Regions from separate parts of the Homo sapiens genome. Here regions 1 and 3 are each linked to region 2. Evidence: chromatin contacts called from ENCODE Hi-C or POLR2A ChIA-PET data. All regions are on one chromosome and are shown on one strand. Each heading gives the region's core, a stretch centred on a gene start or an enhancer-like site at or near the end of the contact. The rest is flanking DNA. Distances are from core to core; before and after follow the strand shown.

What was found. A loop is a pair of places that touch in the nucleus more often than their neighbours do. ChIA-PET counts read pairs that join two places held with the same protein, here RNA polymerase II (POLR2A). Pooled maps may share reads with other maps.
Region 1: a map of CD4-positive, alpha-beta T cell shows a loop between it and region 2 (10-fold over the local background). The contact joins the enhancer-like site here to the promoter of BRK1 in region 2. A Hi-C loop is called at or near these places in 24 of 168 maps with a recorded cell type or tissue (B cell, CD4-positive, alpha-beta T cell, CD4-positive, alpha-beta memory T cell and 20 more), 36 of 37 single-sample maps with no recorded cell type and 29 of 50 pooled maps. POLR2A ChIA-PET finds 5 or more read pairs at or near these places in 20 of 52 experiments (A673, CD8-positive, alpha-beta memory T cell, GM10248 and 16 more).
Region 3: a pooled map shows a loop between it and region 2 (3-fold over the local background). The contact joins the enhancer-like site here to the promoter of BRK1 in region 2. A Hi-C loop is called at or near these places in 3 of 168 maps with a recorded cell type or tissue (B cell, endothelial cell of umbilical vein and naive thymus-derived CD4-positive, alpha-beta T cell), 6 of 37 single-sample maps with no recorded cell type and 15 of 50 pooled maps. POLR2A ChIA-PET finds 5 or more read pairs at or near these places in 18 of 52 experiments (A673, B cell, GM10248 and 12 more).

What each region holds. Positions count from the first base shown.
Region 1 is chr3:10,223,139-10,226,844 of GRCh38, reverse strand. It overlaps IRAK2 (interleukin 1 receptor associated kinase 2), which reads right to left. Exons shown (of 13, transcript NM_001570.4): 10 at 412-474. Among named protein-coding and RNA genes, the nearest start is that of TATDN2, 23 kb to the left of the region's middle. RefSeq lists a silencer at 126-420 and enhancers at 534-583, 759-1,541. Within about 2 kb of position 1,429, at least 13 of the 41 ENCODE cell types and tissues checked have a DNase peak (open chromatin) inside an H3K27ac peak, as active enhancers do; they include CD4-positive, alpha-beta T cell, CD8-positive, alpha-beta T cell, GM12878 and 5 more, where a contact is called at or near this core.
Region 2 is chr3:10,114,151-10,117,688 of GRCh38, reverse strand. It overlaps BRK1 (BRICK1 subunit of SCAR/WAVE actin nucleating complex), which reads right to left and starts at 2,014. Exons shown (of 3, transcript NM_018462.5): 1 at 1,870-2,014. The coding sequence starts at 1,987. RefSeq lists enhancers at 1,417-1,466, 1,917-2,206.
Region 3 is chr3:10,179,469-10,183,244 of GRCh38, reverse strand. The region is part of intron 2 of IRAK2 (interleukin 1 receptor associated kinase 2); the gene reads right to left. Among named protein-coding and RNA genes, the nearest start is that of IRAK2, 16 kb to the right of the region's middle. Within about 2 kb of position 1,589, at least 3 of the 41 ENCODE cell types and tissues checked have a DNase peak (open chromatin) inside an H3K27ac peak, as active enhancers do; they include B cell and OCI-LY7, where a contact is called at or near this core.

The sequences.
Region 1 (3,706 bases), core at 180-2,679, 110 kb before region 2:
CCTCCCGAGTAGCTGGGATTACAGGCACATGCGACCACACCTGGATAATGTTGGGGGTTTTTTGTAAGTTTTTTCTTTTCTTTTTTTTTAATAGAGACAGGGTTTCACCATGTTGGCCAGGCTGGTCTTGAACTCCTGGTCTCAAATGATCCACCCACATCAGTCTCCCAAAGGCTGTGATCACAGGCATGAGCCACCGCACCAAGCCCCAGATGCTATTATCATGAAAAAGCAATGGTTGGCTGGCAGGTGGGGATGGGAGGTTAAAGCTGCTTTGTGGGGATGCAAATGCAACCTTGTACCGGGCCTCATTTGCATGTGTAAAACTAGCTAGAATTGAGGTCGTTGCCCTCTCTACAGAGCTGTGAGGCCCAAATATACCTCCCAGCCAGATGTGACAAGTTCCCTTACCAGGTAAACCGGGCTTCGGTTGTTATCCATTGCAGGGATGCCCGTGAGGACCTCGGCCAACACCTGGAGAGAACAGAACGTGAGTTAGCATGGTTCAGACGCTCGTGCACACAGCCAGGCAGCAGATTCTGTCTTCTCTTCTCAGTTCTGAGCTCCAGGTGCAGCTCTGCCATTGCCAGCAGACACACCTGCCCAAAATCTGGAACATGGGAATATCACTAAACACCTCCTCCAATTAAAGATGCCACCAAGCTGCCAGTGGAAGGTTGTAATTAATTGATAGCCAGGCAGAGAAGATGGTTTTCAAAAATTCATGTGTGTGTGTGTTTATATGTATTACCATAAGATATATATAGGTATAGATAAATATAGATACACACACACGTATATATACACTATTTTTTAAAGATTGTTTCATTTAAAAATCCTTCAGCTGGCTGGGCACGGTGGATCATGCCTGTAATCCCAGCACTTTGGGAGGCTGAGGTGGGCGGATCACGTGGTCAGGAGATCGAGACCATCCTGGCTAACACAGCGAAACCCCGTCTCTACTAAAGATACAAAAAAATGAGCCAGGCGCGGTGGCGGGTGCCTGTAGTCCCAGGTGCTTGGGAGGCTGAGGCAGGAGAATGGCGTGAACCTGGGAGGTGGATCTTGCAGTGAACTGAGATCGCACCACTGCACTCCAGCCTGGGCGACAGAGCAAGACTCCGTCTCAAAAAAAAAAAAAAACACCAAAAAACCTTCAGCTATGGCAAGCAGGCATTGCTCTGTGAATCTCAGGGAAGGAAAGACTCTGCATGCAGGCAGGTATCTATTCTAGACAAATCTTGCAGCATCCATAGCATGTTTCACTCACAGGCCTTTACTAACATTATTTATTCATTAGCGCATCCACTCGCAGAAGGAGCACAACCCTGTATACGTGTAAGTCACCACAAAATTGGCAAACCATGATATATGTCTTCATAAACAGGAAACTGCTTTGAACAGGGTTTCTCAGTAGAGACAATGCTATGATGGCTAAGGGCTCTACAGTCAGGCCTGAGTTCAAATTCTGACTCTGTTCCTTATATGCTCAGGTGATCTTTAGGCAAGTAACTAAAACCTGAGCCTCAGTGTCCTCATCTGTTAAATGGGGACTAGCAGTTGTGAATATTAAAGGTGTGAAGACCCCACACTTAGTGTGGAACCTCTCTCCCACAGCATCTCTCAAAGCAAGTCAGAATAGGGTCACATTTATAGCCAAGAATCCCTCCAAGCCTGGAGGAAGGAAAGGATAAAGGTTTTAAACCACCCAGGATTAATAACAGACTGGCAGTGACCAGAAAAGGGCAGCAGAGGGCATCACTGCTGCAAGTGGGACAGGAGCCAATTGAAAAGGGACTCCTGACAGGTCCCTGCCAGGAAGGGACAGAACAAGGGGAAATGAATAAACAAAGACTTCCTGTGCCCCTTTCACAGAGCAGGCTCTGAGCCAAGTCCTTTATAGAGGTCACTGAGCACTCACCAAAAAACACTGAGCAATGCACTGTGATCCCCACAGGAGGAATCAAAGTTCAAAAGCGTTATCAGTCAACCAGAGGCAGGGCTGAGCAAAAGGGTGGCAGGAGCCAGGAGGCATTCAATGAATGAATGGATGGATGGGTGGTAGATGGATGGATGGATGGATGGATGGATGGATGGATGGATGGATGGATGGATGGGTATGTGGGTGGGAGGGTGGGTGCATGGGTGGATGAATAGATGGATAGGTGGGAGGGTGAATGGATGGATGAGGAAGTCATCTGTGACGCTAACACACCAGTTAGAAGGTCAAGAGTAAACAGATATCAGAAGGAGGGTGTAAAGGTGGGAATAACAATAACCACAGTCATCATAATATTCTTGGTAGGTGCAGGGTGCAGGGTGCCATGCTCACCTGCTTATATACATTATCCCATTCATCTCCATGTGTATCGTTAGCCCCATCTTACAGAAGGCTTAACTGAGGCCCAGAGACAGAAGTGCTAGGTGTAAGTCACACAGCTGAAAGTAACTGAGCCGGGCCTAGGGGTTCTATCCCCCTGGTTCTTTTTTTTCTTTTTTTTTTTTTTTGAGACAGAATCTTGCTCTGTTGCCCAGGCTGGAGTGCAATGGCGCGATCTCGGCTTACTGCAACCTCTGCCTCCCAGGTTCAAGTGATTCTCCTGACTCAGCCTCCCAGGTAGCTGCGATTACAGGCACATGCCACCACACTCAGCTAATTTTTGTATTTTTAGTAGAGCCGGGGTTTCACCATGTTGGCCAGGTTGGTCTTGAACTCCTGACCTCAGGTGATCTGCCCACATCGGCCTCCCAAAGTACTGAGATTTTAGGCATGTGCCACCACTCCCTGCCCATCCCCCTGGTTCTTAAAGGAGAAGGAGCCTGGACTAGCCCTGCTGAGCTTCACTGAACAACTTGCAGTGGGGCTGAGGGAGGCAGAGGAACCAGCTGGGAGACACGGAGGTGCAGAATCTGGGGTTCTGGCTGAGGGCAGAGGTGACTCAGGGCCACGGTTCTGGTAGCAGAGGTAGACAGACAGGAGACTGTGGTCAGAGAGAGGAAGTACAGAGTTCAAGGCTAGAGAAGAAAAGAGGGTGAGGCCCAAGGGGCAGCTGTATGCACTTGGCTGAAGCCAACCTGACTGTTACTCTTCTCAGCCAGCATTTCCCAGACTGGGTTCCATGGAACACTGACAAGGACAGATATTCTGAGAACACAAGGTTCCATAGTCAAATGAGCTTGGGAAACACTGCATACCCCTCTCTGGTGAATTCACAAGTACCAGATTAAAGGCTCACTACCATTCAACCAGCTTGAATTAATCTTGTGGTAAAGAAACCTGCTTGACTTTGCCTAATGCAATATTTCCAAGCCTGTCAGGGCACAAACCCTTTTAACACATCAATCCTAGAGGTCCGAAGGAACTGGAGTTCTACAGAAATATACTTTGGAGACTGCTACATGCAGACCATGAGCTCCTGAGGGGAGGGACTGTGTTTTTGTTACATTCATATTCCTAGTGCCTGGCACGACATAATGGCAGACAAGGATGGTGGTGGTGGTAGGGTGGGATGCTGGGTGGGTCAGTGGTCGCTGAATGGATGGGCAGCTAAAGGGTAGATGGATGATCGGACAGCGATGAACAAATAAGGACAAATAGACAACTGGATGGACAAGTGGATGGCTGGATGGGAATTACGGAAGTCAGGAGAGGATATCTGGAGCCTACTAGAACCTGGACACTCATGAGTGGTTTTCCTTCAAGGGC
Region 2 (3,538 bases), core at 765-3,264:
ACAGTGGCTCAGGCCTGTAATCCCAGCACTTTGGGAGGCCGAAGCGGGTGGATCACTTGAGCTCAGGAGTTTGAGACCAGCCTGGGCAAGATGGCCAAAACCTGCCTCTATTTTTAAAAGCACAAAAATCAGCCAGGTGTGGTGGTGCACACCTGTAATCCTAGCTACTCAGGAGGCGGGGGCATGAGAATCATTTGAATCCAGGAGGAAGAGGTTGCAGTGAGCTGAGATCACGCCACTGCACTCCAGCCTGGGCTAGAGTGAGACCCTGTCTCAAAAAAAAAAAAAAAAAAAAGAATTTGTTGAAAAGCCCAAATAAAGTCTTTACTCTCTATCTGATCATAAAATGTGACTCTTACAAATTAGACATAAAAATATCCAAGCTGATATCTCCTTGCCTATAAAGCAAGAAAAGGGACATTTCTCCTTTGCAAATCCTAAGCTTAGGCTTTTCAATTTTCAGTCAGTCGCCTAGGCTGGAGTGCAGTGGCATGAACATGGCTCACTGCCTTCAGGGCTCAAGTGATCCTCCTGTCTCAGCCTCCCGAGTAGCTGGGACAACAGGTGTGCATGACCATGCCCAACTAATTTTTTTGTTGTCGTTGTTTTGTAGAGATAGGATCTGGTCATGTTGCTCAGGCTGGTCTTGAACTCCTGGGCTCAAGCAATCCTCCCACCTTGGCCTCCCAAAGTGCTGGGATTACAGACATAAGCCATTGAACTCAGCCACGATTATAGTCCTAAACACCCTGTATGAAAATACTTTAATACAAAAATGATGCTCTTCTTTGTCCTGAAGTTGTCATTATTTCATCTTCAAGATTAGAACTTCTTTGAATGTAGGAAGTGGTTCTTATTCTGTGTCTCCCACTATGCCTTAAGAGAGGGCCTCATATGGAGCTCTAGCATCTCTCGCTGATGCTTTCTGACAATCTCTTGCTCTGTCACCTTTGTACTCCTAAGGCCATCAGTCCTTTAGTTAGAGAATCATTCATTTAAAAATCTTTCCAAAGTACACTAGTCCCTATATCCTGTAATTACACAAGAAAGTCTAACCAGTGCCAAGTTCTGTTAAACACTTGGAGAAGAAGGGGTAGGAATCTCGATTGCTTTGCTTGCTGTTCATAAGGAAGAATTTAAGGCTGTCACAAGCAGGCCATGCCTAGGAAAGATTCTGGTAAAGATATCTTTCTGCTGAAGGCACCCGACCTGTGTTAGCTCTGAGGAATGGGCTAGAAGCAGACAGAACACCTACCATAAGCTATATATACTAGCAATACAGAGAGGACTTCCAAGGTCCTACAAGATCCTGGCATCCCTCTGACCTCATCTCCCACCACTCTCACCGCAGCAGACACAGGAAACAGGAAGGAATGGACAAGACGGGAGTGGTTGACAACGGGTCCAACTAAAAGGCACGACGCTAGAGGGTATCGACCAGATCCTGAAGATGGGGAACGGTCAACAGTCTTGAAACAGAGGAGTGACACGGTCCCGGATGCTCACTTTGAGTGCAAAGTGGGGACCGGAATGGATGCAGAGTACAAAGGAGGCAGGGAGACCACTTAGGAGAAGAACCACGGAGCGAGGATGGGGCTGCCTGACGCGTCTAGGAGAAGGACTTGTAGAATGGATCCAGAGGGATGGCAGGAAGCCATGAGCTCAGCGTAGGGCAGGATAACCCTACAGAGACTGTCTACGGGAGCCTGAGGGTCAGGGCGGGAGGGAGAAGGTGGGACCTGAAGGAGGAAGTGAAAACCCGCAACAGCCGAAGGCTGCGGGAGTCCTCTCAAAGCATCTCCCCGGCGCCCCAGCCCAACCACCTCAGCGGCCTCCCTCCTCCCCGCCTCCCCTTGCTGGCCCGCTGACCGAACGAGTTGAGAAAGTCTGCGATTTTCTTGATGCTGCTGGTGATTATCTCAATGTACTCCCGGTTAGCCCAGTCCTGGTGAATCTCCCGCTGCACCGGATCCTCCTGTCCCGCCATGGCCGCCGCCTGAGGAAGAGCGACTGCGCAGGCGCCCCGACCCTACAGGCCTCTAGTGCGCCTGCGCTGCCAGGCCACACCCATCCTCTTGAGCACCCACGAATTCTCGGGCACTATGATAGGCCTGTGCAACGTCACGTCCTCGCCGGCGTTTGCTCTCTACTCCCACGCTATAGAACACAGAAGCCTGGACGCCGGCGGCGAGGTTGTAGTGCACGCGCGTTATGGTCGTTACACGGCGCGTGGGGTCTTGCCGTCTCCCTCAACTGCTCCAGGCTCAGGTTGCGCACTCAGTGTCCGCAGTGAGATGGGCACAGTCGATTAAATCACATTAAATACAAGTCTTTTTTTTTTTTAGACGGAGTCTAAAAAATAATATGGTCATAAATAGCTGGGCACACTGCAAACTGGAACAGTCCCTTTCAGAAGGAAATTTGTGTTTTTGTGTTGTTTTTTGAGACAAGGTTTTTTCTTGTTTTTTGTTTTTTTGAGACGGAGTCTTGCTCTGTCGCCCAGGCTGGAGTGCAGTGGTGTGATCTCGGCTCACTGCAACCTCCGCCTCCCAGGTTCAAGCTATTCTCCTGCCTCAACCTCCCGAGTAGCTGGAATTACAGGCGCACACCACCACGCCCGGCTAATTTTTTTGTATTTTTAGTTGAGATGGTGTTTCACCATGTTGGCCAGACTGGTCTCGAACTCCTGACTTCAGGCAATCCGCCCGCCTCGGCCTCCCAAAGTGCTGGGATTACAGGTGTGAGCCACCTCGCCCAGCCTGAGACAAGGTCTTACTGTCGCCCAGGCTGGAATGCAATGGCATGATCATGGCTCACTGCAGCCTCGAACTCCTGGGCTTGAACTCCTGGGCTCAAGCTATCCTCCAGCCTCAGCCTCTGGTGTAGTTGGGACTACAGGCTCACGTCACCACGCCTGGCTAATTTGTGTATTTTTTGTAGACACGGGGTTTCACCATGTTGGCCAGGCTGGTCTCGAACTGACAGGTGATCTACCCACCTCGGCCTCCCAAAGTGCTGGGATTATACGCATGAGCCACCATGCCCGGCCTATTATGCAGTCATTTAAATGCTAATTATGAACACAAGCAACATGAAAACACATACAATAAATTGAGGGGAAAAACAAAATACCCTCCCTCCCTCCCTTCCTTCCTTCCTTTTCTTACTTTTTTTTTTTAAGACAGAGTTTCTCTGTTAATGCCCAGACTGGAGTGCAATGGCACGATCTTGGCTCACTGTGACCTCTGCCTCCCGGGTTCAAGTGATTCTCCTGCCTCAGCCTCCCAAGTAGCTGGGATTACAGGTGCCCGCTACCACACCTGGCTATTTTTTGTATTTTTTAGTAGAGACGGGGTTTCAGCATGTTGGTCAGGCTGGTCTCCAACTCCTGACCTCAAGTGATCTGCCCACCTCGGCCTCCCAAAGTGCTGGGATTACAGACATGAGCCACCCTGCCTGGCCCACATTTTTCTTTAATTGCAACTATGGAAAAATGTATGTTTGAGGACAAGAAGGATCTACAAAAAAAGTCACTATC
Region 3 (3,776 bases), core at 340-2,839, 66 kb before region 2:
CACTGAGTTCAAGCATGGCCTTCAAAAGGCCACAGTCACATCCAGGCACATCCCCTGGAGAGGTAAGTCCCTCAGGAAGCCACTTCATGTCCAGGACTTCTGGTGTGTGGGGCTTTCAAGTACTGTTTTCTTCAAATTTATCATTAACACCCTTTAAGAGGTGGTGGGCATCCAGCCAGGCGCGGTGGCTCACGGCTGTAATCCTGGCACTTTGGAAGGCCGAGGTGGGCAGATCACTTGAGGCCAGGAGTTCAAGAATAGCCTGGCCAACATGGTGAAACCCCATCTCTATTAAAAATTCAAAAACTTAACCAGATGCAGCGGGGCACACCTATAATCCTAGCTACTTGGGAGGCTGAGGCAGGAGAACCACTTGAACTCCAGAAGCAGAGGTTGCAGTAAGCTGAGATCGCACTACTGCACTCCAGCCTCAGTGACAGAAAGAGACTCCGTCTCAAAAAAAAAAAAACAAATTAGTGGGCATCTGTTTGAACTACTATAGAGATAACAAAAAATTAAAATTAAAAAAATAAAGGGCCTGGCGCAGTGGCTCAGCCTGTAATCCCAGCACTTTGGGAGGCTGAGGCGGGCAGATCACCTGAGGTCAGGAGTTTGAGACTAGCCTAGCCAACATGGCGAAACCCCATCTCTACTAAAAATACAAGGCCGGGCGCAGTGGCTCACGCCTGTAATCCCAGCACTTTGGGAGGCCGAGGCGGGCGGATCACGTGGTCAGGAGATCGAGACCATCCTGGCTAACAGGTGAAACCCCGTCTCTAACTAAAATACAAAAAATTAGCCGGGCGTGGTGGCGGGCACCTGTAGTCCCACCTACTCGGGAGGCTGAGGCAGGAGAATGGCATGAACCTGGGAGGCGGAGCTTGCAGTGAGCCGAGATCGTGCCACCGCACTCCAGGCTGGGCGACAGAGTGAGACTCTGTCCCAAAAAAAAAAAAAGAAAAAAAGAAAATGATGTAGCTGGGCACAGTGGCTCACACCTGTAATCCCAGCACTTTGGGAGGCCAAGGCCGGTGGATCACCTCGGGTCAGGAGTTCGAGACCAGCCTGGCCAATATGGTGAAACCCCCGTCTCTACTGAAAATACAAAAATTAGCCAGGTGTGGTGGCAGGTGCCTGTAGTCCCAGCTACTTGGGAGGCTGAGGGAAGAGAATCGCTTGAACCTGGGAGGCAGAGGTTGCGGTGAGCCAAGATTGCGCCACTGCACTCCAGCCTGGGTGACAGAGCAAGACTCCATCTCAAAAAAAAAAAAAAAGAAAAGAAAAAGAAAAAAAAGAAAATGATGCTTACTCAGGAATAGGGCATTGGAATGAGAGTACACGTGCCATAGTAAACTAAGTGTGTATCCAGGGAGGTTTTTCAAAGGAAAAGTGAAGAGGATTACATAACTGTTTTGAGATAACTATCCTTGAATAACAAGAGTGATTCCAGTCTCCAGGGTCGGATAGGCATTTGCTGGGCAGATGTCCTCGCAGAAGTATTTTTTGTGTGTGGTTACAATGGTCTTTATGCAAGGTTGTGGTTTTTGTAGAGTCTTCCGTGACAGTTATTGTTGTTGGGCATTTATGCATGACAGTCCTCCCTTCATGGCCTTCCCTAGTTCTATTTGTCAGGGTTATTTATTTTTGAAATGGAGTCTCGCTCTGTCACCCAGGCTGGAGTGCAGTGTGCAATCTCCCCTCACTGCAACCTCCGCCTCCCAGGTTCAAGCAATTCTCCTGCCTCAGCCTCATGAGTAGCTGGGACTACAGGAGCCCAGCTAATTTTTTTGTATTTTTAGTAGAAACAGGGTTTCACCATGTTGGTCTGACTGGTTTCAAACTCCTGACCTCAGGTGATCTACCCGCCTCGGCCTCCCAAAGTGATGGGATTACACGCGTGAGCCACCATGCCCAGCCAAGGGTTATTTTTTTTTTTAACACAAAGTCACTCCATATTGATTCTGACAACTTTCGCAGGGGGAATGTAAGGAGAGGAACGGCAGCGGCTCAGGAGCACCGGGCAGGGAGGGGTTTCAGGTGGGTTCCAGGAATGGGGAGGCTGTGGCCTGGGCAGCTAGCTGACCCTCTCCACTCTGAGGAGGAAGGTGTGCTTAGGGAGGCAGCCAGCAGGGGTGGAGACAGAAGTCCAGGGGATGGGGAGGACCATGACTCAAGAGGAGCCACCACTATGCTGCTGGGGGCACACAGAGGAGTCAGGGTCCAGCCTGTGCAGAAGCAGGCCCAGCCACCGTCCTGTGCTGGAACATCACTCCCATTGGTAGCCAGATCGCCCCATTCCCGACCCCAGACAGGAGGGCCTGGAAAGTTGCTTGCCAGCTGAAGGGAGGAGATGTTCTCGCTGCCCCACTGGCCTCCCCGTGACTGGTGTGGTCTGCCCCACAATGCCCCCAAAAGCCCAGCCTGGGCTGTAGCTCTAGATCTCTCCACCTGCACGTCCACCACAGCATCCCCTGCTCTCCTGGTTTATCTCAGAGGGTGGTACTCTCTAGGCCCCCACCCTCAGGCCTTTGCTCCCAGTCCCCCCTCCTGGAAGCCCTCAATGACTCCAGAAGACCTGAGGGATAGGCAGGTGCTGAATCTGGTCTGATGGTCCAGCCAGGTGGTTCCCAGCTCAGGAACCCCAGACAGGACAGCTCCTCCCCAGGTGTCTGGGGCTCCCACCACTGGCTCCTCAGGGCCCTTGCACATGCTGGCCCCTCTCTCCTGAGCTCTTACCCAATGCGTCATGTGGCTGTCTTCTTCCTATTCCTCTAGGTTCACATCCTCACACTGGCCTTCCTTGACCCCCTGTCCTAGGAGGCTCCCCTATCTGGTCACTGTATCCTGCCTGCCCATTTCTGTACTAGTTTTCCTATGCATTAACTGTCTCCTCACAAGACTGTGTCCTCATGAGGGCGGAGGACCTGTCACATTGCCTGTGCTGTATTCCAGAACCTAGGGCAGAACCAGGCAGGTGCTCAGTTAAGTACATGCAGAAGACTGGCTCCCTGCCCTACGCTGAGGGGGTCTCTTTGGGGATGTGAGGAGGGGTGGGGGTAACCAGACCCCCCATCCCCACTGCCTTCTGCTGAGCACCAGCTGAACATCAGGCACTTATTCTCTTCGACTTCACAGCCACCCTTCAGGGTAGGGAGGTATTACCAGCTAAATATGTCCCCATCACACATGATCCTGTTCTCTCAGAGGAGGGTAATTTGTTAATACTAAATATCAATCAACACTTAAAATGCAAAAACCTTCAACCCAGACATTCCAATACTATAATAGAAAGCCATCCCATGGCTACACTTACATGTGTGCAAAACAGGCTCTATACATCTAAGTGTATCATGACACTATACAGAATAGAAAAATGGCTGGGCATGGTGGCTCACACCTGTAATCCCAGCACTTTGGGAGGCCAAGGTGGGCAGATCACCTGAGGTTGGAAGTTGGAGATCAGCCTGGTCAACATAGTGAAACCCTGTCTCTACTAAAACTACAAAAAGTTGACTGGGCACGGTGGCTCACACCTATAATCCCAGCACTTTGGAAGGCCAAGGCAGGTGGATCATTTGAGGTCAGGAGTTTGAGACCAGCTTGGCCAACACAGTGAAACCCCGTCTATACTAAAAATACAAAAATTAGCCGGGCATGGTGGTGGGTATCTGTGGTCCCAGCTACTCAGGAAGCTGAGGCAGGAGAATCACTTGAACCCAGGAGGCAGAGGCTGCAATGAGCCGAGATCTCACCACTGCACTCCAGCCTGGGCAACA